2 separate regions of the Mus musculus genome follow, and region 2 is linked to region 1. The links are chromatin loops, found by intact Hi-C in ENCODE. Cell type or tissue: gastrocnemius. All regions are shown on one strand. Region 1 holds the start of Zpbp2 (zona pellucida binding protein 2). Region 2 overlaps Ikzf3 (IKAROS family zinc finger 3).

Region 1 (5,000 bases):
AGAATGAAGTCTTTGCTGCTTCCCCATAGTAAACCTTTAAACTGTACTTTGTCGGTAATATTTTTATTTTGTGACAGTCTAGAAAAATGAAGATCAAGTTCCTTTTAACGTACACATTAATAAATAGCTCCAATAAGGAGCTATGGAATCAATGTTACAGGATGTTAGCTTGACTGACAAACTATTTCAAAACTGAAAACTTGGTATTTCGCGTAAGCTTCCTGTTGTCTTGTGCAGTGTTTACTAGAAAGGTGTACAACAGTGACTCAACTGGATAGATAGTACCTAGTCTCACAAGGTACTTTTTAAGGTCCAATCATTGCCAGGATCAGAATCTCTAAAGTCTATTGTTCAGTTTGGCAGTGTAATGGTGGTGTTGGGAAGAGAAAGGCCTTAAATGTGGAATTGTTCTAGACGGAGTGCAGTGTTATTTCAAATTTGGAGTACTTTTTCCTGAATGTAGGAAAACTACAGAGAGTAGTAACACTGGAGCTGATGTTTGATGCATGAATAGGGCTGGTTAATACAAGAGGGAGAGAAGAGCCTTCCAGAGGGGCGTCCACTCTGCTAAGTGCCTTCACCCATTACAAAGCAGAAGTATTTGAAAGAGAGACGTGGTATCAGAGCGGCAGATCTGTGGTGAACACTGGAATAGAAGACTAGCTTTGAGGGCAATGATGCAAACTTCCCGAACTGCAGAGCACAGACGCCCTCCTGCCTAGCTCCCTTTTCCCTGCCTGAAGAACCTAAGAGGATGCATCCCCAGCTCTTGGGACAAGCCTTGCGTGAGAAGAGGCACGTATTACCTGGGTGCCCTACCGTGCCGTAAACAAAGCCTTTGATATTGAATAAGGAAGAACGTTGCGATCCAACTGCGGAGGAGAGAACACCTCTGGCTTATTATTAGTGTTTGGAGGACACACGGTTCAGGGCGGGGCGGGGCGGAGGCGAAGAAGGAGGGACGGGGGAGGAGCCTGCGGGCCAAGCCCCACCTCCTGCGAGAGACCAGAGCACCGCGTAGAGTAGGGCCCACGCAAGCATCACGGCTCAGGCACTAGTGGCGACGGCTGGGTGCCCTCCTACCTCAGGCCAGGCCCAACGCCTCCCCATCGCTCCTCTACAGAGCGAAGCAAACCGCCAAGGGCATCTTCCCTACCGGTCCCAGGCTATCACGGGGGCGGCTGTGCCCGAGAGCGCCTGCGTGTTCCGGCTTGGCACGAGGGGCGGGGCAAGCGCTCGCAGATGGAGAGCCCCGCCTCCTGGCGCACGCGCAGTTGCGGAGCGCTGCACCCTCCGAGCCTTTCGCACCTCTCCTTGGGTCCCGTGTTCCCGCTCTCTAGCTCTAGTCGGCCTGGTGGTGTGACGAGTAAAGGAAACGAACTCAAGACTTCCTCAGACTAAAGGAACTGATGAGTGAACACAGTGGGTCCTAAGGACGGTGGCGGCGGCTCTGAGCAGCCCAAGGATGCCGTAGTTTGGCGATCAGAAGAAGGGAGATGTTTGTGAGAATTTCCTAAAAGCGAGGGCTCAGCTCTGGAACCCCGAGCTAACGTTGCTAGCGTTGCTGGATCTGTCAAAACGTCACATCCAGTTTTCACCTAGTTGCATTTTTCTGGCATACAAAACCAAGACCTTGAAGAGCCCTCTCCTCTGTGCTTCAGAAGGGTGCCCTCAGACCTTCCCACGTGGAGGAAGGTTAAACCTTTATTTTTTTCAGCTTAGAGTGTGAGATGATGTAAGGGACACCCCCTCATGCAAATTTATTCGGAAGTAACTTTGCTTTAGAGAATGGGTCCCTTCGAAAGGAAGGCGAGAGCGGGTGATCTTTTCCTCAGCTGATGTGAGATAAGTCACTCTCAGGGAGCTCCAAAATAGTCTTTCAAAGTTCTTCTGAACCCTGTGCTGGGGACCAAACCCAGGGCCTTTACTGAATTGAGTCGCTAACCCCATCATGCGTGGTCCCATCTTGACTGCTATTTTAGGTGACCTGAAAGACTTTAGGTGTTGTTTACCTCTTGGCAGTAGAGCACCGCTCTCAGTAGTGGTTTTGAGTAGGTTGGTTAGGGAGAGAGCCCAAGGTTCAGATAGGGTGCAGAATGGTTATTTGGGGTGAGATCAGGAGTTTTCAGTTTTATTTCCTTTGAGCCGAGTCAGTATTTGGACTGTCTCAGATGGTCCAGGAGCAACCTTTGTCAGTAATTTCATTTTTAGTCACTGTTAATTTTATCGATCTAGCACAAGCATGAAATGGGATTCAATGAGTCAGATCCACCCCCTGTCAGTTACTACGTCTAGACTCATGGGTTAGCCTCAACTGTTAAAAATGTGGATGGGTGTTTTGCTTGCATTTCTGTCTGTCTGTGCACCACAGGCATGCACTGCCCACAGAGGCCAAAGAGTGTGTCGCCTCTGGGACTGGAGTTAACAATGGTTGTGAGCAGCCATTTGGATGCTGGGAATCAAACGTGGGTCCTTTAGAAGAGCAGCCAGTGTTCATAACCGCAGAGACACCTCACTTCAGATTTAATCAAAACATTTTCCAAAAGTACAAAGTATTACTAACTTCTCAGTTATTGCACACGATTCTCATAAACTTATGTGTTAAATCTTAACTCTTATAGAAGAGTGTTAGAATAGTCGGGCTGGAGAGATTGCTCAGTGGTTGAGAGTTTATCTGCTTTTCCAGAGGGCTCTAGTTCCAGGATCCAGCTGGGTAGCTTACAACAACACCCTTTTAACTCAGTTCCAGGTGAGCCAGTGCCCTCTTCTGGAAACCATGGATGCCTGCATTCACGTGTATATACCCTCTCCATCCCTCCCATATATACAGAATTAAAAAGAAAACCTTTAGCTGGGTAGTGGTAGCACATACCTTGAATCCCAGCACTCAGGTAGCAGAGGCAGAAGCAGAGGAGGGCAGATCTCCGAGTTTTAGGCCAGCCTGGTCCACAGAGAGAATTCCAGGACAGCCAGGGCTACATAGAGAAACCCTGTCTCAAAACAAACAAGCAAGAAGAAAAGAAATGAGAGAGAGAGAGAGAGAGGGAGAGAGAGAGAGAGAGAGAGAGAGAGAGAGAGAGAGTTAGTTTGGGTCTTGGAAGTATCCATGTAAATGTTTGATGTAAGCTTTGTGCTTTAGTTTTGTTTACTTATTTTGAGACAGTGTTTCTCTGTGTACCTCTGGCTGACCCAGAACTTGTTATATAGTCCAGACTGGCCTCCTAGAGATCTGTCTGCCTCTGCCTTGTGAGTGCTAGAATTAAAGGCAGGTAGCATCATGCTGGGCAGCCCAGACAAACCTTGTCATCTGACTCTATGGAGACGCTACATGAGCTGGGTTCACTATGAAATCTATACTGATTTCCTTTATTTCTCAATATCTCATTTAAACTGATTTAGGTCAGTAATTCAGTATATGATAGATATTTTTATAGAAGACAAATTTATTTGATTTTTAAAAAAGATTTATTTATTATTTTATCTAAGTACACTGTAGCTGTCTTCGGATGCACCAGAAGAGGGCGTCAGATCTCATTATCGACGGTTGTGAGCCACCATGTGGTTGCTGGGATTTGAACTCAGGACCTATGGAAGAGCAGTCAATGCTCTTAACCACTAAGCCATCTCTCCAGCCCTAGAAGACAAATTAATAATGCTGATATCACAAGGCACTATTCTAACATGAAACATTACATATTGATACTTGCCAAGGCACAGTTGTACACTTGGGCTATCCTGTCTTTCCTTCTTTTCTCTTTTTCTTTCCTTTTAACAAAGAGGGTCTTTCTGTATAGCCCTAGTTGTCCTGGAACTTTCTTTATAGACCACACTATCCTCAAACCAGAGATACTCTTGCCTCAGCTTCCCAAGTGCTGGGATTAAAAACATGCAGTCTATGCCTGGCATGATACAGCATTGTTAATTAAAGTTCATATTTTTAATATTTCCGTAGTTTATCTGCACCAGAGTCACACTCAGGCTTTCGTGTCACATTTAGTTGTGCTGTCCCCTCAGGTTCTTCTGAGCTGTTGACAGTTTCTCAGACTTTTCTTGTTCTCTTTCTTCTCTTGTTTTCTTTCCTTTTGGTTGTTGTTGACTTTGACAGTTAAGGACTGCTTTGAAGATCCGGACTCAGCCTTAAATGATCAAGTATTTTGTGGAAAGACTCTCTTGGACTTTGCTTGATGGTTTTTCTCATTATTGCATAGAATTATAGATTTTTGTGAGGATGGCAGCAGAAAAGTGACGTTCCCAATACATCATATCACTGATACATACTAACATCATACTTTACCACTGTTTTGTTTTGGTTTTTTTCGAGACAGAGTTTCTCTGTGTAGCTCTGGCTGTCCTGGAACTCACTTTGTAGACCAGGCTGGCCTCGAGCTCAGAAATCCGCCTGCCTCTGCCTCCCAAGTGCTGGGATTAAAGGCGTGCACCACCACGCCCGGCTACTTTTCCACTTTTAATGTTAAATGCATTAAATGTTTGTCAGGTTACTCCATATAAGGTTATCCCTTGCCCCCAATACTGTACTGTTTGTACTCTGCACTTAAAGAGGAGAGATTTATGCTCCACCCACTTGAGGGTAGAATTGCTACACAAATGGTTGTACGGCTCTGCTTTTTATTTGTCTCTTCAGGTATCTGGAGAGACTGGAATAAGCAGCAAACAGCATGGTAACAGTTTGCTGTTCTGTATAGAGAACATTGTAACAGAAACCCCCAAGTTTCTCTCTGTCTTTTAAATAACCAATTAACTATTCATCCTTCTCATCCCTGTGAAAGTGTACAGTTCCTCTTCTGCTACTTTTGACGTTGCTATTTTTGCTTTTAGAAACTAACAAACAACAAATTTCCCCTTTTCAGTACTAAAATTAAACCTTAGTGTTTATTAAACCTTAGAATGTCTCCGAGCTCCATATTGTCCTGCAGAACTCATGTCAGTGGAGATGCTGCTATGGTTCTGTGATCTCAGAGACAATGTGAGCCACTCGTGTT
Region 2 (5,000 bases), 52 kb after region 1:
ACTCAGGAGGCAGAAGCAGGTAGAGCTCTGTGAGTTTGAGACTAGCCTGGGCTATGTAGTGAATTCTGAGACAGCCAGAGCTACAGAGTGAGATCCTGTCTCAAAAAAAGAGGGATAGATCCCCTGGAATTGGAAGGTTGGCTGGTTGAGAGTCACCAGGTAGGCGCTGGGGATTGAACCTGGGTCCTCTCCAAGAGCAACAAGTGCTCTAATCATGGAGCCATCTTGTCCAGCCTGTATTTTCATTCATTTTTCAGGCATAGCAATTACTGCTCAGAATTACAAATTCTAGATAAAATATAGATTCAAACAATAGATAAAAGAAATCTCTGTAGAGTTCTTTATTGTATTATTTTATGTATATGACTGCTTTGCCTGTATGAATATGCACCATTTTCGTGCCTGGTGCCCTCAGAGGCCAGAAAGGGGCATTGGGTCCCCTGGAACTTAAGTTACAGAAAGTTGTGAACCATGACATGGGTGCTGGGAAGCGAACCCAGGTGCTCTGTAAAAGCAACAGGAGCTCTTAAGGGCTGAGCCAGATGAAGATGGTCTTTGGAATGGGCGGAACTAAACGATGCTTTAGACTTACAGTGCTATGTGGTTCGGGAGAAGCCTTCATGCGCTGGTTGGTTCTTCAGGATTTTCGGGGTTTTTTTCAATGAAGGGCCATGCCTGGTTCCATGACATTTAAAAAGCTTCGCTAAGTCAGGTTGCTGAAACCTCACCTATCCCTGGGTGCAGAGTATTCCTGATGTTGGATGTAGCCAATCTTATCTAAATGGAAAGCCAAGAAATGTACTGAAATGATTGAACAAAGTCATTGTTGCTATTATCTGAATGAACTGTGTGGACAGTCAACGACCAAGGCACAGACTGGTGTCCTTGGTTAAACTGGCGGGGCGAGGGTGTCTCTTTTGTAACTGTTAACTTTGGGGGAGTGCGCTAATTCTCTTGCAATCGAAGTGACATGGTTTACCCAGTATGTGTGTAAATACTTGACAGAGAAAATTGAAAGGTGGAGGAGGACTTGTTTTCATGAGCACCTTAACCCAAGCCTGCTTGCTCGCTCTTCCGCGTGCTTGAGATGGGAACATCTCATCCCTTCGTAGATCGGGTCGCCTTTCCCGTTTTTTTGATCTTAAAATAGACACTTCAAAAAATAACAACGGCCCATCATCTTATCTTTAAAGGCCAGAGAAGAGAAACCGTAACAGGTCCTGCCAATCATTGATCAGAAGTTTAATATGCATTGAGACTTTAGAGTTTTAGTAAACACCCAAAACCCTCCATATTCCTTAGTTCTCAAAACATCAGAGTTTCTCTTTTCTCTTGAATGCCTTCATACATAAAATGGTGAACCAGGAAAAGGAAAAAGACGATCATTTCAGTGTTTTCATTCTTGATACAAAGAGGACATCCCGGGAAAGATGTACAGACATCACGTTTATGAGGGATCTAGTGGTTCTAGTTACCTGTGTGTGTGGACACTGTGTGAGTGTGTGGACACTGTGTGTGTGTGTGTGTGTGGACACTATGTGACTATGTTTGTAGACACTGTGTGTGTGTGTGTGTGTGTGTGTGTGTGTGTGTGGACACTGTGTGTGTGTGTGTGTGTGGACACTGTGTGTGTATGGACAAGACACCTACGGAACCTGCGTCTCCCGGTTTGCTTTTCCTCCATCAGGCTTCTAAATCCTATTAACAGCTGTCAAAACCTGGTAAACTATTTAGGTGCTTTCACAATTTGTTTAATTGGATAGTTAGGAAATGGCATGCTAGAAAATCCCCCCGCCTTTCTTTTAGCCTGGCTGAACATCTGTAGCATTAGGGCCTCATTATCTCTGAATTGGCATAGCAAGTCGGCGCATCATTAAAATGCCACATTAAGATGATTAAGCGTCTTTGTTATCCAGTTGACTTTTGCATGTGCTGAGGGTTTCATGGTTACGACCCTCCATCCTTGTAAAACACTTGAACAACATCATCCCGTTTTTTGTCTTCCCCGGTCTAACAGCCTCTATGTTGTTTTGTCCCTTCTGGCCACATCGCTGGCAAACTGACGGCCATTCTTTCACCCCTGGCCTTCCTGTTGGACTTTGAGATCTCGTGTTTCAGAGTGGAAATTCAGCACCTCCTATTAATACTCGGATGTTCCTTCAAGCAACGCGCCACCCGAGGAACCCAAGTTGCCTGTTCTGTGTGTCTTTGATGGGGTCTGCTCTCCAGGCGAGCATTTTATGTGCCTGTAAAAACAAACGGAGGCACAGTTGGCTGAGGCTGCTATGGCCCCTGAAGGACTTAGGGTCTGGATCCTTTCCAGGACCCATTGTTTTTGCAGTGTCTCAGGTGAAACCAAAAATGTCTACTCCAGGAGCTCGAGCCTTTCAAGTGATAAGCATCACCCCAGGAAGTGAAACCATGTGCGTCTGCCCCAGTGAGCCAAACCTTTGTTCTCCTCAGCCTACAAAATTCTCTCTAGGGGGTGTGTGTGTTAGTGTGCTCCATCCTCCTAAGCGGCCTCCTGAACACAGACAGCGATGGGAACAATGGTCCCCCAGAGCAGCTCCTTCAGAAAGTTTAGTTTAATCTAATTTCCTATGGGTTAGATTCAATTCAAACATCTTTTCCTCCCTCTGGGGATGTAGAGCAATTACTTTTATCAGCAATTTGTGGTTTGCTATGTTCTCTTCTCCCCAAGTTCAATTACATGAAATTTACTTAGGAAGCCTTTAATATTTTTTTTATTATGAAATAGATCATACACACAAAAAGGCAGATTATAATTAAACTTACAGTTTAAAGAACACTAATAAAGTGAGCATCGAGAGACCCATCACCCGACTTAAGAAATAAATCTTACTAGTGCCTAAGCGGCTTCTCGGTGCTGTTTGAAGAGTCAATTCAGATTGTCTGAGAAACCTGATCTAATTATAATAAGGTTAGAATTTACAAAACCAAGTGCGAGATTGCCCACATTGCAAACAGTTCATTCACTTTACAAAAGACTTCAGACTTTGGTTGGGAACGTAACTCAGTATGTAAAGCACCTCTTGCCTAAGTGTACCAAGCCCTCAATCCCTAGCACCCACAGGGTTGGCTCTCCAGTACCTACGTGCACACCTGGTACGGTAGCGCTTGCCTTTACGCCTTCCTCACATGATAGAGGCCCTTCTCCCTAATTAGTAGATCAAGGTGAGACTCCAAAAATATCCAGGTTTTATTTTATTTTATGAAATAGGGAGGTGAGGGGCAGACAGGCTATAGTGTGTCATGTGAGCTCAGAGGACAATTTGTAAGGGTCAGATGTCCCCTTCCACTGAGGGTCCCAGGAGTCAAACTCAGATCATGAAGCTTGCATAGCAAATGCATTTACCCGTCTCATTGGTTCCACAATTTCTGTTTTAAAAAACATGCAATCATGCCAGGCCATGGTGGCGCACACCTTTAATCCCAGCACTGGGGAAGCAGAGGCAGGTAGAGCTCTATAAGTTCGAGGCCAGCCTGGTTTAGAAAGAGAGTTCCAGGACAGCCAGGGCTGTTACACATAGAAAGCATGTCTTAGAAAACAAACAAAAAACAAACAAGCAAACACGGGCAGCCCCTGGTCTTCTGAGGTCTTTTTGTTTTGTTATTGTTTTTCCAGTGTTTGCTTGTTTTGGTTTTGGTTCAAGGTCTCACTATAGCCCCAGTCGGTCTTGAGTTTCCCGTCCTCCAGTCTCCACCTTCAGAGTACAGGGATTACTGATCTGTAGCGCCATTCCTGGCTAGTTTGATTGCTGTTATTACTTGGGTTTTAGTGTTTTTAAGAGGGAATTGGGGGACTGGAGAGATGCTCAGTGGTTAAGAATGGGACCTTTCCAGAAGACCTAGGTTTGAGTCCCAGGACCCGCATAGTGTCTCATAACTGTTCGTAACTCCGGCTTCAGGAGATCTGATACCCTCTTCTGGCCTCTACAGGCATCAGACATGCAAGTAATACACAGATAGACGTGCATATAAAACACCCATATGTGTGATATAAGATAATTTGTCTTTTATTTTGTTGTTGTTGTTGTTGTTGTTGAGAAAGGGTTTCTATAGCCACGGTTTATGCTGGAACTCACTATGTAGACCAGACTGGCCTCATACTCACAGAAATCTACTTGCCTCTACCTCCCAAGGGCTGAAATTAAAGGCATTTTCTACCATACCCAGTTACAAGATAAAATAATTTTCAAAAAATTAAAAGCGAGTATTTTTTTTACTTGATTTTGTTGTTGTTGCTTAACGCAGTCTTGTTATATTGCCTACAATATTCTCAAGCCCATGAGCTCCTGTGGTCCTTCTGCCTTAGCCTCCTGAGCAGCTGGGACACCAGGTACATAGTTAAGCCCAGCTCCTCAACTCATTAAAAGGAAAAAAGTGTGTGTGTGTGTGTGTGTGTGTGTGTGTGTGTGTGTACACGAGCGTGCACGTGTGAGTACAGGTACCCACAGAGGTCAGAAAGGAGTATTGGATACCCTGTGGCTGGAATTACAGATGGTTGTGAGTTGCCTAGTGTGGGCACTGGAGACAGAACTAAAATCTTCAGCAAGAGCCAGGTGTGCTTTGATCTCTGCCACCCTTTTCTAGGGCAGCCCCACCTCTGCTCTAGGTAGCTACTGGCAAAGCAGTGTCATAGAGAATACAGAGAGTTACAGAGAGAGACAGAGACAGAGACAGAGAGAGACAGACACAGAGAGAGACAGAGACACAGAGAGAGAGACAGAGAGACAGAGACACACAGAGAGAGAGACACAGAGAGAGAGACAGAGACACAGAGACACAGAGAGAGAGAGAGAGGGAGAGATACAGAGAGGGGGGGGAGAGAGACAGAGACACAGAGAGAGACACAGAGACACACACAGAGAGAGAGAGAGAGAGAGAGAGAGAGAGAGAGAGAGAGAGACTACTAGCCCAGGGCTGTGGCTTCTGCCCTCAGCTAGCTTAACAGCTGTAGGGAATAAGAGAGTTTATAA

The links. A loop is a pair of places that touch in the nucleus more often than their neighbours do. Peaks named below come from ENCODE experiments on the same cell type or tissue, not always from the same donor. Only the 100,000 strongest peaks of a DNase experiment are listed, where the experiment ranks them.
Region 2: a loop joins it to region 1, with 1.9 times the contacts of the local background. A loop is called at or near these places in 6 of 42 quality-filtered maps.

The regions. Positions count from the first base shown.
Region 1 is chr11:98,547,315-98,552,314 of GRCm38, reverse strand. Zpbp2 (zona pellucida binding protein 2) reads right to left here and starts at 1,218. Exons shown (of 8, transcript NM_027061.2): 1 at 993-1,218; 2 at 807-872. The coding sequence starts at 1,041. In gastrocnemius, a CTCF peak has its summit at 2,775 (motif pointing left); a DNase peak (open chromatin) is centred at 1,228; H3K4me3 peaks cover 1,202 bases; H3K27ac peaks cover 721 bases.
Region 2 is chr11:98,494,945-98,499,944 of GRCm38, reverse strand. The region is part of intron 3 of Ikzf3 (IKAROS family zinc finger 3); the gene reads left to right. Among named protein-coding and RNA genes, the nearest start is that of Ikzf3, 49 kb to the left of the region's middle. RefSeq lists an enhancer at 1,210-2,986. In gastrocnemius, no CTCF peak of the experiment used is centred here; no DNase peak of the experiment used is centred here; H3K27ac peaks cover 233 bases.